Linked DNA regions of Homo sapiens: all the other regions are linked to region 3. The links are chromatin loops, found by intact Hi-C in ENCODE. Cell type or tissue: heart right ventricle. All regions are shown on one strand. Each heading gives the region's core, and the rest is flanking DNA. Links, peaks and the distances in the headings are about the cores only.

Evidence for each region. Peaks named below come from ENCODE experiments on the same cell type or tissue, not always from the same donor. Only the 100,000 strongest peaks of a DNase experiment are listed, where the experiment ranks them.
Region 1: it touches region 3 in a loop (4-fold over the local background); 27 of 110 quality-filtered maps call a loop at or near these places.
Region 2: a loop joins it to region 3, with 4 times the contacts of the local background. A loop is called at or near these places in 68 of 110 quality-filtered maps.

Annotation. Positions count from the first base shown.
Region 1 is chr11:87,418,584-87,426,260 of GRCh38, reverse strand. All of the region lies in intron 2 of LOC107984361 (a long non-coding RNA gene), which reads right to left. Among named protein-coding and RNA genes, the nearest start is that of LINC02711, 300 kb to the left of the region's middle. In heart right ventricle, for the core only: CTCF peaks have their summits at 4,502 and 4,711 (motif pointing right); a DNase peak (open chromatin) is centred at 4,600.
Region 2 is chr11:87,286,200-87,293,876 of GRCh38, reverse strand. The region is part of intron 6 of TMEM135 (transmembrane protein 135); the gene reads right to left. Among named protein-coding and RNA genes, the nearest start is that of TMEM135, 250 kb to the right of the region's middle. In heart right ventricle, for the core only: CTCF peaks have their summits at 3,180 and 3,380 (motif pointing right); no DNase peak of the experiment used is centred there.
Region 3 is chr11:86,866,383-86,874,059 of GRCh38, reverse strand. It overlaps a transcript of PRSS23 not described here. Among named protein-coding and RNA genes, the nearest start is that of PRSS23-AS1, 68 kb to the left of the region's middle. In heart right ventricle, for the core only: a CTCF peak has its summit at 3,909 (motif pointing left); a DNase peak (open chromatin) is centred at 3,899; H3K27ac peaks cover 671 bases.

The DNA.
Region 1 (7,677 bases), core at 1,636-6,635, 550 kb before region 3:
TGCTGGGTGATTGTAATGCAGCCAGCCCACAGAAACAACAATCCTTAACAATGACCCATGAGACAACCATTCATAGACAAAATAGTGGCAACCAACCTTCACCATCTTTGCAGACCATCTGACAATGCCCACTTCCATCACTGCAAAAAAATGTGAAATATTCCTCCAAAGAAATCCTTCTGCCCCCAAAGTGCAAATTGGTTGTTTCAAAAGGTGAGTAAGGAAGTACTCAAGAAGCCTCCAGAAAAGGCTCGGAGAGCCTCTCCATATAGTCAGAGGGACCCTCCCACAAGAGTGACTGTGGCATTTATGAAAATATTCCTTTGTGAAGCAGAGCATTTGAATCTTCCTTGGCTTCCTATTCCCATGGCCTCCCCATGGCCAGAAGAGCCCTGTTCCTCCATAGAACACAGATGGCTCCCTTCTCAGGTGGCCTGCTCATTCTCAGTAGTCTGTCTTTTCAACAGAACTCAGAGGAATTCTGAGGTGGTAGACGTAGAACGTCTGCCTGCCCCCGAAGGAAGCAAATGAGGGCCTGGGCTACTTATTTCAAACATGTGCACCATCCAATGCAATGCTTACTATACATTTAAGGCTAGTAGAGTTGGATCTGGTGAAAATCTCTCTGTAACAGGGCTGTAGAGTTCAGTCCTGAAAGAATGACTCATGGCCAGAAATTCATGAGGAGTCAGGACAGTGAGAGTGGAACTGGATGAGAAAGTTGACAGGCTTGCAGAGAACATCCTCATTCCCTCTGCCCTGACAGGCTGGTAAATACATGTTAACAGCATAAGACACTATCAGTGATGGAGCCGGCATGAGGTCCTCTCCCTCCCACTGGCGGAAACCAGCCATCTCTGGAATCTTTAACGATGTCCAAATCATTAAATCCAGTCCAAATCAAGTCCAAATCAAGGCACCAGCAGGCTTGGTTCCTTCTGAGGGTTCTGAGGGAAGGATCTGTTAAGGCCTCTCTCCTTGGCTGTAAATGGTCACCTTCTCCCTATGTCTCATCACATGATCTTCCCTCTATATATGTCTGGTCCAAATTTTCCCCTTTCTAGAAGGATGCCATCATATTGGATTAGGGCCCATTCTAATGATCTCATTTTAATGTGATTACCTATGAAAAGACCCTATCTCCCTTAAGCTCACATTCTGAGGTACTGAAGGTTAGGGCTTCAACATATGAATTGGGGTGGGGGGCTCATTCTAACCCATAGCAATGCCTGACACTTCTGTCCCGCTCTGTCAGTTTCTCCACACTTCTCCACCTCCTGAGTATGCCCGACTGACTTTCTCTTTACCCCTTCTCCAGACTCCTCAACAGTTTTTGCAGAGACTGTGTGTCTCAACCTTCCAAACAAACTGTGATAAACTGGCAGGATCATGAGCTCTTGGAGAAAACAGACCTGGGTTTAAATCTGGATTCTAAGCTCTACTAGCTATGTGCCTAGGACAAGTTACTTCATCCCTCTGAGCCCGTTTTCTCATTTTATGGTAAAGATGTGCTTGGTGAGCCACATATTTAAAATGTTGCCAGTTACTTCTGTATCCAGTGAGAGGCAGGAGTCGCCAAAGAGCAAATTCTGATGTTGTTGGGAAAATAATCACTTCGGTGGCTCTCTTGAGCTTACCAACAGAAAGTGAGTCCTCACCTAATTCCCTGGAGGAAGGGTGTATGAGCCCTTCTGTGGCTGGTCATAGTCAGGTCCTTCATCATACCACATGGTGTGGTCCCTGAGAGGGAGGCAAACACATTTTCATAGAGCTAGAAAGGATCCTTAGCATAAAAGGCTAAAAATCATCTACTCCCTCCTTTTCAGGTATAAAGCAGTACTTCTCAAACTACCAGTAGGGAATAACATTTTTAAAAAAATTTCAATCGACCACAGACTTATACTTTTGGAAAAGGCAATAAAAATGTATTGTTAAATATTAAAAGGACAAACAAAATGCAAGCCACTATTTTTTCTTCAATTCAACAGATATAAAAATAACTCTGTAAAGTTGCTGTGAAATATTTCTAAATGTTTACCATTAATTGCTAAATGTATCTTTTTATAGGCTAGTAACAAAAAGTTTGTGGACAGGCCCCCAGCCAAGCACTAAATTTGAATTAACACCAGTTTAATGTATAATGAAAGAGTCTTCAACCCAAGGCATCTATCTGTGGGGTGATGGGTGATTGGGGTTAGTGCAATACTAAAATTACAGTATTCAGCTCTGGCATTCAAAATCAGGTTTTTTTTTCCATCTACAGCAAGAAAATAGACTTGAAAGTCAGGCCCTCCTTCCTAAGAGGAGGAATGAGTAGCTCCCGTTGTCTCTTTCCACCTTCGAAATACCAAGATGCAAGCATGGAAGATGAGATCACAATTTTGCTTTACGTACGGAGTAAGGAGAAGGTAGCCCACCTTTCAGCTTGGTGTGTACATTATTATTAATATTGAATAGCAGACTATTCATCAAAGTAACATCTCTCTTGTTTAATGATTAACAACTTAAAAAGTGTTTTTACGTCTATGATGTACGTTTATGTCTCATTTACCCTAAAGTCATACTTTTGTCCCCATTTTACAGATGAAAAACAGAAGCAACAATAGAATCAAGGCATTCTCACCATTCCCAAGCTTGGAGGGAAGGTGAGATGTTTTCCACAGTCTGTAATGGGAGTATCTTTGTCCCGATTACGTCTGGGAACAGAGTACGTCTGGGAACAGAGTAAGGAAGTAAATGGTGGAGTAGGAGAAACCTTGCATCTTAGTCGGAAGTCATCATTTGTTATCATCATCTTCACCAACATCATTCACCAGCATCTCTTTGGCCCTATTATTTCTAGGATCCTGTGGCAGGCAAATGGAGGACATCAGGAGATAAGGCAAGGTCCCTGCCATCAAGGACCTGACAGCCGGCTATGTGATTCTGGGCAAGTCACTAAGCTTGTTTTTACAACTGCAAATTGAGATAATAAAATTATCTCCCTTGGAGTGTTGTTGTGAGGGATTAAACCATAAAATGCACATGAAGTGCTTAGCACAATCCAAGGCCTGCAAAGCCCACAAGACCCAGTAAACATCCCCTAAGTATTTGTAATTAATGCTATATAAATTAGCCAAAAATAGATCTGTTTGCTAATTACAATGACTAACAAGTCATTTTGCATTTAGTCATTTTCCACATGGCTTCATTTGTCCCTGAAATACCTATGTTTTCAGAGACATGTTAAAATCACTAAATAAAGTTAAGAATTTTTTAACTGCTAAAATAAATAACCAAATATCACCTGAAGAGAAGGACTCTAGAGAAACAGCAAGGGCGTATCTCTGGAGTATCTTGATATCACATTTTGTATCCAGCAACAAGCATTTTCAGCACGTTGATAGCAAGCTCTGTTTCCATTCTGTGTTTGACAAATTTTGCTCCAAGGGAGAGATAGCTGCTTCCTGCCTTTCCCAGCTATGGTGGAACCTGGGATAGCCTGCGGGGAAGGAGGAGCTGGGGAATTTGTGACTCAGGGGAAAGTCAATTGAAAAGTCAGGCAGACAAAGCACCAAGGCTGAGAGGAAAAATATACATGGAAAGCTGGAGTTAGAGGGGAGAGTTGTCCAGACTTTCCAAGAGAGACTGGATCTCCATGCCAGGCAGCCAGGAGGCCACTGGAGACAGCTCTGCTGGGAAAACTCCACTGGGCAGCATAACATGACAGAAAACAGGCTCTCCTAGCCAGAGCCCCATGGTGAATGCCTCCAGCACCTCACCCAGGCTCCTCTGGGTTACACAAGGCCCATTTCCTTCCCTTGTGGCAATCTTGGCAGCAGAGAATGGGACAGTCTCCTGAGCCCCTCAGATGATTCTAATATATCCCAGGCTTTCCATCATTGCCCTTACTGAGAATCATTTGCAACACATCAGTAGCGTGAATCATCAGATCAGTCCTTCAAGCAGGGAAACCAACAATTACGCTTGGCCCTGAGTGCTCAGGGAGGAGGACGCAGGTGCCAGGTTGGCATGAAGAGGTGGAGAGACTTCTCCAGGGGGCTCCATCCTGCCCCTACTTCCATTCTCCAGGTAGACAGCATGTGACTCCCCTTGCTTACATCCTCAAGCTTCCCCTCCCCTTGATTTGCTCCTCTCTCAGTACCTTTCTATTCACTGTGGCATAATTCCACCTTGTCAAAGTCAGCAGAGGAAGGCTGATAGAGAGGGCTCTTTTCTGAGCAGCAGGAAACCTGGCTTCTGGCCCTGGCTCTGTAACTAGTTTGTTATGTGTCTTTGGACTGGTCCTTTTCCCTCTCTAGGCTCGAAAAGAGTTGACCAGGGGACCTCTACAATCATCTAGTCTGGCCCTGTAACAGAATCAGACTGGGTTTGTTGAGTTTTTTTATGTGATTGGCTGGCTTTGTGTTTTGGTGTGTGTGTGTTGTAGAAAAACATTTAATATGAGATCTATCATTTTAACAAAATTTTAAATATACAATATAGTGTCATTAGTCACAGGCACAATGTTTGTGTTTTCATGGTCAAACCATCTACTCATCCATCCACCCTGGAGACCAGCAAACCACGGCGTCCTGTAGGAGCCTGAGACAGCACACTTCTTTCTCTAGGCACCCACTGGTATCACCAAGGTCCCAACCTGCCAAGGGAACAGGAGGACAGAGAAGCAGGATGGGGAGCTTGATGGGAAAGGATCTAGCAGGTCATTCTTCCACCACTAGGTGTCACTGTTCTACCTTAAACATCCCTCTTTAGATTCTCCATCAGAGTAAGCAGTGACTCAAAGCTCTCTTGGATTCTTGGCACTTGGATCTAGTTAGCATCTTTCTTCCTGGACCCTTTCCCCAAGACTCAATACGATTATTTAAATGTGTCTGCCCATCTCCTTTCCCTGCCTGCCAGCTCTCTGGACCTGACCACTGACATAGAATGTGAGGTATACATCTGCCCAAGCTAATGAGCCTAGCCCTTTTCATTTATTCTCATTCAGTCATGAATTTAATGAACCCTGCCATGTTCCAGGCCCCATGCTAAGAGCTGAAGACTCAAAGAAGAAAAGCGTACTCCCTGTCCTCAAGAGTGATAGCCACATGGCTGCTATTCCGTCACACAAGGCCTAGTTCCTTCCACTGTGGCAGTCTTGGCAGCAGAGAGTGGGACAGTCTCCTGAGCCCCTCAGATGATTCTAATACATCCCAAGCTTTCCATCATTGCCCTTACTGAGAATCATTTGCAATGTATCTTTAGTGCAAACCATCCGATCAGTCCTTCAGGTGGGGAAACCAACAATTGCACTTGGCCCTGAGTGGTCAGGGAGGAGGACACAGGTGCCAGGCGGCATGAAGAGGCAGAGAGGCTTCTCCAGGGGGTCCATCCTGCCACCACTTCCATTCTCGAGATAGAGAGGATGCGACTCCCCTTATTCACATGCTCAAGTCCACGTGCTATTACAGACATGTTGCTATTACTTTAACCTAGTGAGAAAGCACTGAAATGAAGGACTCCATGCTGTGAGTATACAGATGAAGGAGCCATCAGGCCTGCCTTGGATAGGTAGGGAAGCTACAGAAGGGTGGCAGCATTTGGCTGAGACTTGAAAAATGCATGGGCCTTGATGGGTAAATCACTGGGAAAGAGTATCCCAGGAAAAAAAGAATAGCATAGGCAAATAGGCCAGCCTACTAAGTTTAAGTAGGTTTTTCCTATTTAAAGACAAACCATATGAAAATCAATTTTGGCCCAATTACCTTGCATGCAAGAAAATGAGGCTCCTGCTCCATTCTTAGATACTATCACCATTTGCTGTCTGACACTGGGGAGCAGAGATGTTACTTTTCATTTTTTGTATCCTCAAAATTGACCACAATTGAAGGTGCACAATATTACATTTTGAGTGAATGAAAAATTCACCTTACCAGCTAAGCTAAGCCACTACAAGACCATCAGATTTTGAAGAGGTTTTTTCCCGAAGGGGAAACTGAGGCATGGGCCCACCAGTAGAAGAGCCATGCATGCCTCCTGGTGCTCCTTGCAGAGCCTGCAGGAGCTGATTCCCTTCTTCCAGGTAAATGAGTCTGCAGGTTTCTCAGGATCAGAGAATTGGCTGCACCTTTTTATTTCCAGAAATTCTCCCTACTCTTCTTTCAGGAACACTGCTCTGGGGGACCTGAGAAACTAAAAATGTAACAAGAACTTAAAAGCTCTGTGTTCTCACCAAAGCTGAATCAAGAGCAGAGAGCAAGGTCATCTATATGCTAATCTCACAATACAGACCCCTTAGACTTTGGCAGAAGAAGTGATTTTTTTCCTCCCAGAAAATCATTATCAAGTATTTGCTTCTGCCAAAACTTATTAGGAGCTTTGGTACCTGATATAGTATACTATATGCCACAGGCGACGGGAGGAGTAGAACGTGCAAGAGACAGGAAGGGAAACGTAAAGGGACAACAAGAATAACTCTGACTCTGAGCAGAATGTTATTAATATTGGCTGTGGAAAGTTTGGTTGTGGGTGTGGGAGGAAGGAGGTCAAGGTAGGCAGAAATAAATTCTGAGTCAGAGAGTGATTGTGTCCTGTCTCTGCCAAAATTCTTCCATAGATAGCCTCATTTCCGATGGAATAAAGTCCAAACTCCTTAGTCCAGCATTTATGGCCACCATGGCCTAGCCCTGACCCATCTTTTCAACTTTTGCTCCCAGTACTTTCATTGCTTGCCTCTCACGCCAGCTGAATGGGCCCATGCACCCTCATCAGAAGGGTCCACTGGGACCCAGCTACTCCTCAGGGTCAGCTCCTAGGGATCTCCTTACAGGCATACCTCAGCAAGCATCCACATTTCCAGATGGACTGTGCTCCCTCATGCCACATTTCCTTTCCTTCTTTAATTGGCAAGCTCCTCTTTAACTTTCAACATCTCTCTTCTTGGAAGCCTTGCCTGATCACACCCACAGTTGAGCTTGAGGACTCTTATCTTGCACACCTTGTACATGCAATTATTATAACTCATGACTCTGTTGAGAGAGTATTAGTGTATCTCTGAACTCTGAGACTGTCTTTCTTTTTTTTTTTTGAGACGGAGTCTCACTCTGTTACCCAGGCTGGAGTGCAGTGGCGCAATCTCGGCTCACTGCAAGCTCCGCCTCCCGGGTTCACGCCATTCTCCTGCCTCAGCCTCCTGAGTAACTGGGACTACAGGCACCCGCCACTACGCCCAGCTAATTTTTTTGTATTTTTTTAGTAGAGATGGGGTTTCACTGTGTTAACCAGGATGGTCTCGATCTCCTGACCTCGTGATCCGCCCGCCTCGGCCTCCCAAAGTGCTGGGGAGCCTGTCTTTTAATGACAGACAGGTGGCATGTTTCTCATCTGTTAGAGCACCAGCTCCAGCATAAAACTTAACATACGCTAATTAATATCTAGGAATAGAGTTCTCAAGGACAGAGACCATATGTTTATCTTTGTGTCTCCAATCTCTTGACCATGGCTTGGCATGGAGAAAGACTTCAACACATACTGGTTGAATTAATACATGAAAGTATGAAGGGATAATGCAAAATAAATATTTGTCAATTAATTTCCAAGTTTTAGTACAACTTAGCTTCTTCATTTTGTTTGGTTAATTGAAAGGACTACCCACTTTGTGCATCTAGTCTTTTCCACATCTGAGCTCCTAGCTAC
Region 2 (7,677 bases), core at 1,267-6,266, 420 kb before region 3:
GGGTATATACCCAAAGGAATACAAATCATTCTACTATAAAGATACATGCACACGTTATGTTTATTGCAGCACTATTTACAATAGCAAAGACATGTAACCAATCCCAATGCCCATCAATGATCAAATGGATAAAGAAAATGTGGTACATATACACCATGGAATACTCTGCAGCCATAAAAAGGAATGAGATCATGTCCTTTGCAGGGACATGGATGAAGCTGGAAGCCATAATCCTCAGCAAACTAACACAGGAACAGAAAACCAAATACTACATGTTGTCACTCACAAGTAGGAGTTGAACATTGAGAACACATAGACACAGAGAGGGGAACAACACACACCAGGGCCTGTTGGGGTGTGGGGAGTGAGGGGAGGGAAGTTGGAGGACTGCTCGATAGGTGCAGCAAACCACCATGGCACACGTATACGTATGTAACAAACCTGCATGTTCTGCACATGTATCTCGTTTTTTGTTGTTTTTTTAAGAAGAAAAAAAAACACTTAAAAACTCAATTTCAATTAAGCAACATGATCTACTTTCTAGTCATGTTAACAGTGAGAAATGTAACCATAGAATTTAGCTAACATACTACATAATTTTCCACCTTACACAGAATAGGGGTAAAGGCAAAAGAATTCAGATGGAAGGATAAAATGTGCATGGGAAAATTATAGCATCAAAATGTTTAAACTTATCTTTTTCCATCTGATGAAGTGTTTTGCAGTAATTTAAAAACCCATAATCTAGATAGGTAAGATGGTGAGGAAGCAGGTTAAGGGGTCTATTGACTGGAAAACAGAAAGCAGTAGACTGATTAAAAGATTATGTATAACTGGGAACAAATTTTGGCTTTCATATGTTATTGTTAAAAGACAGCCATTTATCTTTGTGCTATGCTGAATAAAGAATTCTGACAACTTGTTCTAGTCAGAATTGCATATTTGTGACCTTAAACAATAAATTTAATTGCCAACCAAAACATCAAAAAGTAGCTTTCAAATATAAGAGGGGCATATACAAATGAATTTGCAATTTCATTATGATGGAAGTTCAGTTCTTTCAGCAGAACTCTGTGGGAAGCACTTCATATTGATAAAGTCTTAGCATGGATTCAAAAGAGGCTATTCTTCTTTCCATTCATGTGTATAAGGTTTGTTAATGTAATTGAGGGTCAGATGTCTATGTCCAAAGAACAAAAACGTAATTATTCCCATAAAAAGAATCTTTAAAATAGTAATATGATCCCACATTTTGACACTAAGAGTATTGTATGAGCATTAACCTAACTATGAAACACAATTGTAATCCGTGTTCAATGTTGAAAATACAATATAAAGATTTAAACAAAGCAGACTCCATTTGAAGGTTCCTCATTATTCTATGGATTTGATTATTATAGTGTAAATCAAATCACATTCTCCATTTAAGTATTAAGGCTCACCAACTTATTCGATAAATATTAACTAAATGGCCACTATGTATAAGCACTGCCTTAGGTTCTAAGGACATAACTGTGAACAATAAAGAATCCCTGGTTTCATAGAGCTGGCATTCTAGTTGGGAAAGAGATACATAAAAAAGTAAATATGTCATATAGTGATAACAGGTATGGTAAAAAAACAAAATAAAACAAAACAAAAAACAAACCTCCAAGATAAGGGGAGAAACAGTGACGTAGTCAGGCTTCATTACTTTACACAGTATGGTTAAGAAGAGCCTCTCCGAGAGGTAAAATTTGGTAATCTGATCAGAAACACTAGTGAGTAGAGGGGAGAGCATTTCCGTTTGAGGTAATCAAGTATACAGCCCATGATACAGAGTCAGCTTGGCATGTAAAGAGAAGCAAGTAGATTACTGTAGCTGGAGCAAAATAGGGGAGGGAAGTAGCGGTAGGAAATGAGGTCCTAGCAATCAGGGTGGAGAGAGGGAGTGGTCTACATTCCACATAAGCCCTTTAGGCAACGTAAGAACTTTGGGAGGTTCTCATCAGAGGAGTGGCAAGATCTGTCTTAAATTTTAAAAGAATCACTTGAGGCCGGGGACGGTGGCTCACGCCTGTAATCCCAGCACTTTGGGAGGCTGAGGTTGGTGGATCACCTGAGGTTAGGAGTTTAAGACCAGCCTGGCCAACATGGCGAAACCCCATCTCTACAGAAAACACAAAAATTAGCCGGGCGTGGTGACAGATGCCTGTAATCCCAGCTACTTGGGAGGCTGAGGCAGGGAGAATCGCTGGAACTGGGGAGGTGGCAGGAGGCAGAGTTGGCAATGAGCCAAGATCACACCATTGCACTCCAGCCTGGGTGACAGAGTGAGACTCTGTCTCAAAAAAAAAAAAAAAAAAAAAAAAAAAAAAAAAATCACTTGGCTGCTGGATAGACTTACAGGAGGGCAAGGTTAGAAGCAAGGAAGCAAGTTAGGAGGGGAACGATGATTGTGGTCATCTAGATCATAGTTGTAGAAGGTGGAGAGAAGTAGAGCTGACTGAAATTCTCAATGGTTTAAACGTGGAGTAAAAGAGAGGGAATTTACAAATTACTGAAATAATTTTTGGTTTGATCAAACGGAAGGATAATACGGCCACTCATTAAAGTAGGGAATACTAAGCACAAACAGTTTCAAGGAGAAAATCAAAACTTTTGTTTTGGACATGTTAAGTTTAAAATGTGTGTTAACTAATTAAACGGTAATGTTGAGGAAGCAAGTAACTGGCTGTACAAGTCTGAGGATTAAGGGAGAGGTCTGATTTGTTTATATGTAGTATTTAAATGCATGAGACTAGATACAATCATACAGGAAATAATTGTAAAGAAAATGTCCAAGGACTGAATATATTTTGCTTCTCCACAACTTATAATGCAGAAAATCTCTTCAAAGGAAGAAAAATAAAAATCCATTTATCCTAATCACATTCTTTTCTAATATAAAGTCTCATTTTTATTTTCAAGTGCACATAAAAATAATGCATTTAACTCATATATGTAGACTTTTCAACTTAATCTATGCAAATGACAAAATAAATACTGTAAGTCAGTCTATATTTACTGAATCTCTACTTGCAAGGTTCTGCACTAAGGCAAATTATGATATAAAACTGAGCCAAAAAAGACATGGAGGAAAAGAAATATGTTGCATAATAATATCAAAGAACTTAGTAAATACACAAATAACTGTAGAGGTTCAGGTTGGAATCGCATACTATGTACAGGAAAGTATAAAGAAGCTCAATGTTATCATTATCAGGATAATACTCTTGGTCAAATGTTCAAATTTTCAATTAGAAGTGTAAATGATAGTAAAATAAACAATTCTACCCACAAAGATATTTTCTATGAAATTACTTTCATGAGATAGTCATCTTTATTACATTGTACCAGCAGATGTCGCTAGAAAACTGTTTTTGGAAGAATTTGTAGTTCATTGGTGTGACTTCTATAGCAAACACTTTACTGTAGGTTTTCCTCTAAAAACACATTTATAGGGATGCAAAAATGTTACTAATCTTAATTAAAGTACATTAAGTTCTCTCAAGTAAATATCTCGATATTAGACTTTTAATGATGGGTGATGTTCCTATAATCCATTCAATATAAAATGTTTATATTTTATATAAACCCCATTGTTTGGCACCAACACAAAATTGGATAACGTAAATGTGCTGCTTCATTATGTGCTCTCTAATGAGCTGAAAAGAATGAGAACAAACTATTTTGATTTCTAAGATTTTTTTATTGTCTACTCAGTTTTCACTCATTTGGTAAATATAAAAGATGTAAAAGATGTACTTTATAAATCTTTAAAATATTTCTTCGCAATCTACAGAATGGGAGAAAATATTTACAAACTATACATCCTAGGGGGGATTAATATCCAGAATATATCCATGGAATACTATACAGCCACAAAAAGGATTAAATTCTGTTATTTGCAGCAACATGGATGGACTGGAAGACATTATACTCAGTGAAATAAGCCATGAACAGAAAAGTTAAACGCTGCATGTTCTCACTCATATGTGGAAGCTAAAAACAGTTTACCTCATAGAAGTGAAAAGTAGAAAGTAGAACAGAAAATACTCAAGGCTGGAAACAGTAGGGGGAAGGTAAAGATATGAAGAGATGGCTGCACGCGGTGGCTCACACCTGTAATCCCAGCACTTTGGGAAGCCAAGGCGGGCGGATTACCTGAGGTCAGGATTTCAAGACCAGCCTGGCCAACATGGTGAAACCCGTCTCTAACAAAAATAAAAAAATTAGCCAGGCATGGTGGCGGGCATCTGTAATTCCAGCTACTCGGGAGGCTGAGGCAGGAGAATCGGTTGAACCTGGGAGATGGAGGTTGCAGTGAGCTGAGATCGCACCACTGCACCACTGCACTCCAGCCTGGGTGACAGAGCAAAACTACATCTCAAAAAAAAAAAAAAAAAAAAAAAAAAAAAGATATGGAGATATTTGTTAAAGGATACAAAATCACAGCTATGTAGGAGAAATACGTTCTAGTGGTTCTATATCACTGTAGGATGACTATAGTTAACAGTAATACATAGTTTCAAATAGCTAGAAGGAGAATATTGAATATTCCCAATACAAAGACGTGATAAATATTTGAGATTACAGATATGCCAATTACCCAGATCTAATAACTATATATGTATTAAAACATCACTGTATACTCCCATGAATATGTACAATTATTTCTCAATTTTTTAAAAGATAAAATACATTACATACACACAAAATGTGGTCTCAGAAGAAGGTGCAGACAATATGGAATTTTTTTCCATTGCATGTCTGTGATTGTAATCACGTTTTCACAATAAAGTTAATGTGTCAATTTTTACATAAGAAAAATATAAGCATCTAAAACAATATTACTTGTTTTATTTACTTATTTATTACTTCTTCCTCCTCACCCCCCAAGATGGGATCTCCCTATGTTGTCCAAGCTGGTCTTAAACTCCTGGACTCAAACAATCCTCCCACCTCGGCCTCCCAAGTAGCTGGGATCACAGGCATGTGCCACTGTGCTTATATTACGCATTTTAAATAAACACCTAAAAAATGAAAAAAAGTATTTCTTCAGAGGCAACGCATGGTGTAGTGAAAAAAATCTTGATATGAGAAAGGATACAGATGCTACTCATAACTTCTCTACAATCTTGAGTAAATCACTTAACTTTAGGGCTCAATATCCTTGTATATAAAAAAACTAAAAGTAAATGACTACCATAAATAACTGGCTGATTAAATGATTTATAATTCTGAAATTTCATCATTTTAGTTAATGGTAGCTTTATTATTAAAAATCACAATGGAAAAACAGAATGAATTCTTCTCAATCACTTATGATGTAAAAAGAGAAATGATCTCACTAGCCCCAAGAATAAAACCAAACATACAAACAAAACTCTGAATTTGTGTTAAGATTACTAGTTGCTACTAAGAGTATTATACTTGCTTATCATTTTATAAAACTTATTGAGGTGGAACTTCTTCATGCAAAGGTTCAAAGAGAAACTTTTCAAGTTTCAAACTTGGTCTTTCAAGACCAACTACTGGGATAGATATACACTGCTATAGAAAGACCTGTATGAAACACTGTTAAGTAAAAGAAGCAATTCGATATACATAATCTGATTAATGATAAAATATTATTGCTATATTTAGCATTGGTGCTAAAATATTAATAGTAAAATATAAAATGCTGTTTATTATTTACATATGGCATTGTTACAGAAAGTCCTCTAATAGGATACGTATAAAACCAAACTGTGGGTAGTGGACTACCTATTGAAGTTGGATGAGTTAAGAGGCATGCAGGAAAATATAACTTTTTACTTTCTATGGGGCTACATCACTTTAAATTTTTACAATAAGCATAAATTTATATATTATTTGTACAGTTTAATCTTAAAAATCAATTCTTGATCATTTAGGAACAGATTGAACAGGGCAAAAGTTATTCATCTTTATTCCACCAACAAATGGCAAAGAATATAAAACTCAAACTAGTCAACTTTACTAATTAACAGGGTTGTAAAAGTTTTGCTAGAAAGAGGCACAAAACAACTATCTGAAATAAATGATTTAGGCTGAAATTTTTTGAAACTATGATCCCAATGAACATGGATAATTAGGTAACTATAATGATAAAAAATACATACATACATACATACATTTATTTATTATTTATTAATTTATGAGACGCAGTCTCACTCTGTCGCCAGGCTGGAGTGCAGTGGTGTGATCTCAGCTCACTGCAATCTCCGCCTCCTGGGTTCAAGCGATTCTCCTGCCTCAGCTTCCCGACTAGCTGGGATTATAGGCACCTGCCACTAGGCCCGGCTAATTTTTGTATTTTTAGTAGAGACGGGGTTTCACCATGTTGACCAGGATGGTCTTGATCTCTTGACCTCATGATCTGCCCGCCTCAGCCTCCCAAAGTGCTGGGATTACAGGCTTGAGCCACTGCGCCCGGCCAAAAAACAAACATTTATTAAGTATCAATTGGGGCACTTCAGAGTCCTTCTTTTACTCATTAAACTAGAAGGAAACTCAAATATTCATTAAATATTACATGATATATCTTTATTCACTCAACATTAATTGAGCATCTAATATACAGAAGACATTGTGTTGCTGATCACTTGAAGAATGCAAAGGTAGCTTTTTAAGAGCTACTCTATTTGTACTTCATGAGTTCAGCTCTAAATTTCTTTTATTCAGCATTTTACATCATCTACCTCAAATTATTCAATTGGAGTAAAGTGTTACATACATGCTAAAGCACAATTAAATATGTGAAAAGATTCAGTTAGCAAAAAATAAAGAAAAATTGGATTTAAAATAGTGCACATTGATAATTCTTAAAATATTCTATTCTATTCTGATTATATCAGCCATCTAAGTCACTCAGTATCAAAATTAAAAGTTACATTATTTTATGTGAACAAAATTAATTAAAACAGAAAATGCTGAAAGTTCAAGTGTAAACATTTATGTTGGAGTTATGAAAAGAATGACATATAACAGTTACAGACAATAGCTGGAACTTCAAAATTCTGATTAGTCTTGTTACCGTAAGCATAAATTTAATCAGAGTGAATACAATTGAAAAGTTTAATTTGAAAGTCAAAAAGGAACCAGGATGCCTATTTAAATGCCTCTAATTTGTGACTCCCAATTCTCTTTATTCTAAAGAAAATTCATGCAATTTTATGTAGTCTTGCAGCCCACCATGCCCGAGCCCCACCCCCACCCCGTGGTGTGCTCCCACACAGCCCCAGCCTCTCTGACGGGCGCCGCCCCCTGCTCTGTGGCCCCCGGTCCCATCGACCGCCTAAGGGCTGAGTAGTGCAGGCGCGCAGCACGGGACTGGCAGGCAGCTCCGCCCGTGGCCCTGGCGCAGGGTCCACTAGGCGAAGCCAGCTGGGCTCCTGAGTCGGGTGGGGACTTGGAGAACTTTTATGTCTAGCCAGAGGATTGTATATGCACCAATCAGTACTCTGTGTCTAGCTCGGGGTTCATGGATGCACCAATCAGCACTCTGTAGCTAGCTAATCTGGTGGGGACTTGGAGAATATGTCTAGCTAAAGGATCGTAAATACACCAATAAGCACTCTGTGTCTAGCTCAAGGTTTGTAAACACACCACTCAGCACCCTGTGTCTAGCTCAAG
Region 3 (7,677 bases), core at 1,532-6,531:
CTGTCTCCATCCACATTTTCTCTCACATTTTCCATCACAAGACATAGATTAGATATTTTCCCTAATCTATGTCTTGCACTTCTAATCTCACCTCAGAACTGCTCATAGGACTCAGAATAACACAGGAACTTCACATGAATGAAAGTCTGAGTAACTAAATCACAGGAAGAGCTCTGATGCAACTTAGTGTCAGGAACTCAAATGCTTCCACATCTCCCTCTCTCTGGTTCTCTTTTATGCCTCTCATGTTCCGTCCGTTCATTCTCTTGCTCTACAGATTGGCTTCCTCCATCTGATAGTGGAACATGGTTGTCAAAACTCACAAATTTCACATCTTGCAACATTCACCATCAGTGAGGTGTTTACTTACTTTGAGTTTGAAAAATTGAGGGAAAGGCTCTGAGTGGCCTTGCATGGGTTAGATGCCCATCTCTGGACCAATCAGCTATGGCCAGGGGTACAATCTTTAAGAATATAGGCTGGGCACGGTGGCTCATGCCTACAATCCCAACACTTTGGGAGGCTGAGGTGGGAGGATCGCTTGAGTTCAGGAGTTCGAGACCAGCCTGGCCAACATAGGAAAACCCCGACTCTACTAAAAACACACACACAAATGAGCTGGGCATGGTGGTGCATGCCTGTAGGAGGCTGAGGCAGGAGAGTCACTTGAACCTGGGAGGCAGAAGTTGTATTGAGCTGAGATTGCACCACTGTACTCCAGCCTGGATAACAGAGTGAAACTCCATCTCAAAAAGAAAAAAAATATATATATATGTATATATATGTGTGTGTATATATATATACATATATATGTGTGTGTGTGTATATATATATACATATATCTGTGTGTGTGTGTGTGTGTATATATATGTATATATATAATTTCCTGTGTGTGCAAATCACAAGGTTGCAATTGAAAGAAGAACTATTCTCAAATGGACAGAGGGGGTTGGATAGACAATATCATAGGTGGGTGTCCACCATAGCCCCTGAAATACAGTGGAGGATCAGCCAGACTTACTGTTGTACATAAAAATTCAGAGTTAATTAATAGTTGATTGAGTCCATTGAATGATGAGAACTGAGTTCCTACAATGTAGCATGGATGCTCTGTGGTAGAGTCTTTAGATATATTATTTCTTAATAATCTTTATAACAGACCCCATGAGGTAGTTATTATCCCTTTGTCATAGATAAGGAAACTGAAATTCAGGCTATTAAGCAACTTACTCAAGGTCATTTAGTAAATAGGAGGGAGCTAGGTTTTGAAACCAGGTCTCTGTTTTCCCATTTCTTTCTACTACTCCTGGTGGGTTGTTCAGTATTAAGTAGAATCACAATGGGATAATTGGGTTTTCATCATTATAACAGATTGCTTTGGTGTGGTATATGCATAACTCCAAATTTTATTTTCTTGTATGAAAAATTAAGTCTATTTACTCCTTTGAAGAAAAATTCATAATGTTTGAAAAAACATACTATGTGCTAGATGCTGGGCCACTGTCTGTAAGAGAGACAAATATAAATAAAACTTGTCTCTGCACTCAAATGACCTTAACAGTCTGACCTGAGGGTGGAGGAATGGGCAGAGTACGGATATGTTTATAAATAACCCAAATAAGAGAATGTTGGAATCAGGAACGTGTTAAGTGTGGGATAGGTGTGAAACTTTCCTTTGTTCCTAGTTGAATAACTTGATATTCAAGAACTTTAAAGAACTCAGAAAAGTGGTATTTATATTTGGAAAATAGTTTCTGTATTTTATACATTGCCCCATATTTTATACATTATATTTCACTCTTTGAACATTATTTAAAAACTTACAGAAGAGGAAATAATAACACATTATATACTATTTATTCCATTATCTTGCTAGATACTTAACATACATTATCACATTTAATCCCCACGAGAGTCCTGCTGCATGTATGTAACAAGCCTCATTTGACACAAGAAAGAGTTGAAACCAAGAGTTAAGTGAATTGCTGAACACCCCTTACTGCTAATTGTAAGTGGCAGGATTTGCCCCTGGGATGTTTGATTCCAGAGCCCATGCTTTTACTATTATGCCATTTGAGATAGCTTTAGTTACATAGATGTTTACCAACCTATGTGTGCACACAAATACAGTCACACATATATACATATTTTCTCTGGAGAGAAATATAGCAAGCTTTGCTATCTGGCCTGTGTACATGTTGACCCTTCTGCCTGAACATGTTATTCCTGTGGCTTTCTGCATAGTTGGCTTCTTGTCATCTTATGAGTCTCAGCTTAAATGTTACCTCCTGACTTTCTATATCTCCCAATGTAGAGTTATGAATATCAGAGTTCTCCTCCCACTATCAATGACAACAAAATGGAATAAAATATATGAGGCAATTGTTGTCAGTCATTGGAGGTTAGAAGTCACACGATTGTGAGGCTTAACAGAAGAGAAACTTACAAAATGATTTGGGAAGAGATTGCAGTTCTCTGATGTTTTGCTGAGTGGAAGAAATAGAAATAGAGTTTGGGGCTACTGAGGTGGCCAGAATTTGTGGGACAGGGTACTGGAGAAGAGAATACTGTACAGAGCAGGAACTTTAAAAATATGCAGAGAGAACCCATTGGGTCTTTGAAAACTAAGCTGCATATATGCAGGGTAAGACTACACAAGGCCTAAAAGAGAAGAGTTCCTGGTGAGCTGAGAACTGAACAATGATTCCAGAGGTCACACAGTGCTTGGAGATGTTGACATTCCAACCATTTAAAGTGAAGAAATCCCATCGAAAACTCAGAGAATTTAACTGAGATGTTAAAAAGACCACATTTTAGAATTAAGGATCATTGCCTGAAGTAAGGGCAACTCTACACCCACCCTAAAAAGGCATAAAACCAAGCCTCAGTAGGATCAAGATGATCTGCTAGTAGCTTAAGTGCGTGCTAAAATAAAACTCCATGCTCTTCAAAGGAAAATATAGTCTAAGCGCTCCAATTCAGCTGGTCCAGTGTATAATAAAAAATTACTAGATATGAAAAAAGCTAGAAAATGTAATTCATAATCAGGAAAAAAATTGTCAATATAAATAGTCCCAGAGATGACATGGATGTAGGAGTTAGCAGACAAAGACTTTAAAACAACTATTATAAATGTGTTTAAGAATTTGAAAGAAAGGTGGACAGAATGATTGCAGATTAGGAATTTTAGCTCAACAATTAAAACTATAAAAACCAAATGACAATTGTAGAACTGAAAAATACAAGACTGGAAATGAACAATTTACTGGATGGGTTAAAGAGAAGATTGGACACTGCAGAAGAAAGGGGTAATAAACTTGAAGACAAATCAAAAGAAACTACAAAAAATTGATGCACAGATGAAAGGAAGATTGATAAATAAACAGAATCATATCGACCTGTGGGACAATTTCAGGTGATATAAGGTATATGTAATTGGAATCCCTGAAGAGTATGAAAAGGATTGAAAAACGCTTTTGAAAATATAAAGGTCAAAAATGTTTTAAATTTGACAAAAAGTAAATGTTACCATCTAAGCAGAAGCTTTTCCTGACTTATTTGTCTACCCCTCCCCTCCATGCCTGTTCTAGCTCACCCCCATCTCTGCCAAAGGAGAATAGATTAAAGCTACTTTTGGGCTGATAAAAGGAAATAGGTTACGAGGGATCCAGGGAACTAAACACAGTACGAGGCCCTATTTCTATCCAGATCCAACCATCCAATAAATACGACAGGATGTTGACATAGGTGGGATAATTTGGAAAAGACTTTCAGCTCTGGTAGGTTTTGTTGTTGTTTTTTCCCCTCCCTTAAAAAAAAAAAATCACCATCTCTGTAGCGCCAAGGCACAGATGATGACTCTGGTCAGAGGGCCTGGGATGCTAGTTCCATCCAAGCCTGCCCTCTGCTGGTCAGATGGAGCCATATCATAATCTGTGAAAACGATTTGGGGAAAAAAAGATCATTTGAATCTTTTCTCTTCCAGGCCAGGCGGAGTCATTCACTGGTTGTTCATTTTTTCCCTTTACTCAGTGTTGAAAGAGAGAGTCAGAGAACTTGTATCTGCACCAGCCCTGCTGCTTATTAGCCAAGTAATCTTGTGCAAATCAGTTAAACTCTGTGAGTACCACTCACTTATTAATTCAGTATTCAATATTTACTGACGACGTACTGTGTTTCAAACCCTGTGTTGGGCTCTGAAAGATATGTAGCTCTTGCCCTCAAAGTGCTCATAATCTAGGAGACACGGTGCTTATTTCACAGTGACCAATCTGAGAGGTGCTGCGTGAGTATCTGGAAGATTCCTGGGCTCCATCTCCTGGTGGGACAATTGCAGTTGGTGGTGGTGAGCACTATGATGCTATGATGCATGATGAGGCAGCTAAACCATCACGTTTGAGAGGCATTGCAGAAGTTAATCCAGCTCTGTAACCTTGGACACATCATTTAACTCCTTTGAGCCTCTCTCCTCTTCCCATTTCCCCAAACAGTCAAGCCCTTTCTCGTTGGTGCCCTGGGAACAATGCCATTTCTAGTACTTACCATGGCAGATTTCAGTGATTGTTTGCCTCTCTCATTAGGCTCGGAGCAACTTGAAGGCGGGGCCCATGTCTGTCTCATTCAAAGCTATATCCTCTGCTCCTAAAATAGTGTCTAACCCTTGATAGGTGCCCAGTTGATGTTTGATAAAGGAATGTAGATGTGGATGAAATGTGAACCAGAAAATGACTTCTGTGAACTTCATGTATCATGGCTGCTGCTTTCTAGATACATCATGGTATTTAGTCTCCCTCATGTTATTATCTGCCATTTATTAAATACTGACTACATTCCAAACGATGTTCTGTCAAATCTGTTATGTTTGTCTACCTACTTTTCTTCTCACAACAGTCATTTGCATAGCTGACATTATGTCTGTTTTTCACTCCAAATGAATTTCAGAGTCATTAAAAACTTATCCAAAATTGGCAGGGAGCAGTGGCACTTTGGGAGGCTGAGGCAGGCAGATCGCTTGACTCCAGGACTTTTAGAGCAGCCCGGGCAACATGGCAAAACTCTATCTCTACAAAAAATACAAAAGGTTAGCTGGGCATGGTGGTGCAAGTCTGTAGTCCCAGCTACTCAGAAGGCTGAGGTGGGAGGATCACCTGAGCCTGGGAGGTTGAGGCTGCAGTGAGCCGTGATCGCACTACTGCACTTCAGCCTGGGTGACAGGGTGACACACTGTCTCAAAAACAAACAGAAATTTATACAGAATCTGAGTTGGGAAGTGACAGAGAAAGATTTCAACCCAAGTGTTCTGATTCCAAAGTGCTTTGCTTCCCTCTATGCAAGCTGCCTCTCTAGGGCTAGTTAGATCCAGACAACTAACTTCCTTGCCACTCCTCCCAGAGTAAGATGTGACAGGCTGCAAGGAATCCCATGGCATGCAATGACCTAAATTAGATGGTGCTCAAGGGCATTTTCTTGGCTACACAGGGTCAAAGGGAGACTGGGAAGGAGTCTTTGCAATGTCTGGGGTCCCTATAATAAAAAGTCACCCAGTGCCTTGTGGGGCTAGGAGTTCCCTTGTTCCTCCTAATATCGGTCAAGCCCCCTTACATAAATGAATGTGTCATTCCTTTGCTCTTTCAACAACATTTATAACCTCTTTCCCTGCTCTTAACCACTGAGTGTGGATCAGTGCAGCCTCCATCATCCATACTTGCTATTGTTCAGCCAGCATACCACATGGAACCCAGAAGGAGATGAAGAACAGTTTTCTCTTTCTCACTCAAGGAACCCACCAAAGTCTCATGTTGACTAGAGAATGGTCAGTGCTTCTTTCACTCCATTGAGTTCACAGGGTGTGCTCAGCCTTTGTCCTTCATGCTCATGAATGCTCTGAGGGTCTCTTGGGAGCCTCTCCTGTCCTCTCCCACAGCTCCTTGTGGTCTCAAATGCCTTTGCTCAGCCTTTCGCTCCCATGTCCCCTAGGCTTCACTTTTTTTTCCTCCTTGGCCTTTGGCTTGAATTATCATTCATTATGTGTTGTGGAGCTGTAGTGGGGTCCCTGAGGTGAAGAGGGGCCGAGGCGAGTAGCCTCCTAGCATATTCTTTCAAGTTGTGCTTCAGTGGCCTTCACTTCTTTTCCATACCTCCACTCACATTACAAAATCCTCTGTTGTATTTTTTTTTTTTTTTTTGAGGTAGGGTCTCACTCTGTCACTGGCTGGAGTGCAGTGGCACAACCTCAGCTCACTGCAGCCTTAGCCTCCTGGGCTCAAGCGACCCTCCTTCTTCAACCTCCCAAGTAGCTGGGACTATAAGCACTTGCCAGCACACTCAACTTATTTTATTTTTTGTAGAGACAGGGTCTCACTATGTTGCCCAGGCTGATCTCAAACTCCTGGGCTCAAGCAATTCTCCAGCCTTGGCCTCTCAAAGTGCTGGGATTACAGGCATGAGCCACTGTGCCTGGCTTATCTTTTATTTTCATAGCTTGGTGTATACTAGGGTCTCAGAAGGAGGATGGTTGTTATACCCCTGAAAGAAAGTTGGGAGAAGAGTAAAGCATCTTGCCATTCATTTATTGATCCCTTCCTCAGTATGTACACTCTACAAAGATGATGAAGGCAAGGCCCTGTCCTTATGACACTCTGTTCTTAAGACACTGTGGGTTTGATCTAGGAGACAGTTGTAAACCACAGTTCCCATGGAAATCAGCCCTGATAGAGCCTAAATTTCAGGTGCAAGGCATTGTGGGAACACAGAGGCATGAGAGAATAGTTTTGAGAGCCAGCTTGGGGAGGTTTTAAGGAGAAGGAGGCCTTGTGCCAGGCCCTTAAGGATGAAGGTGGTTTTATCACAGAGAAGTTGTGAGGGAGAGCATTCCAGATGGTAAGAGTGAGGTTAACAAAGATATAGAAACTCACTAGTATATGTGAAGACATTTCTGCTCGGGGATGAAGCTAGATTAGATACCCTGGTTCTGTATCTGCCACATCACTGATGTACTGAGTCTCTTTCTCTAGGGCACAATGGGTGACTTAGTTTGTTTTGTGTTGCTATAAAGGAATACCTGAAGCTGGGTGATTTATAAAGGAAAAGGCCTTACTTGGCTCATGATTCTGATGGCTGGAAAGTTCAAGATTGGGCATTTGCACCTGGCGAAGGCCCCAGGCTGCTTCCACTCATGGCAGAAGGTGAAAGGGAGCTGGTGTATGTGGAGATCACGTGGTGAGAGAGGAAGCAAGAGATGGGTGGGGGACTCTTTTTAACAAGCAGCTCTCATGGGAACTAGTAGAGTAAGAACTCACTCACACCCAAGAGAGGGCATCAATCTATTCATGAGGGATTCTACTCCATGACCCAAATACCTCTCATTAGGCCCCATTTCCAACACTGGGATCAAATTTCAACATTAGATTTGTTGGTGACAAACAAACCACATTGAAATCATAGCAATGGGTATCTTGCTCATCCTTAAATACCCAGAGTCTAATGCAGTGCCTGGCATATATAAAAGGTGTTCAATGAATGCTGACTTGAAAAGTTGATTCATGAATGAATAGATGATGAATGGATTTTAAATAAATGAATTTAGTCATAGGGTGATGTTGCTTAAATAGGCAGGTAGTCCTCTATGTAATTATAAGAGCGTAATCTCTCCTAATGTCATTTTACCCTGCATGCACT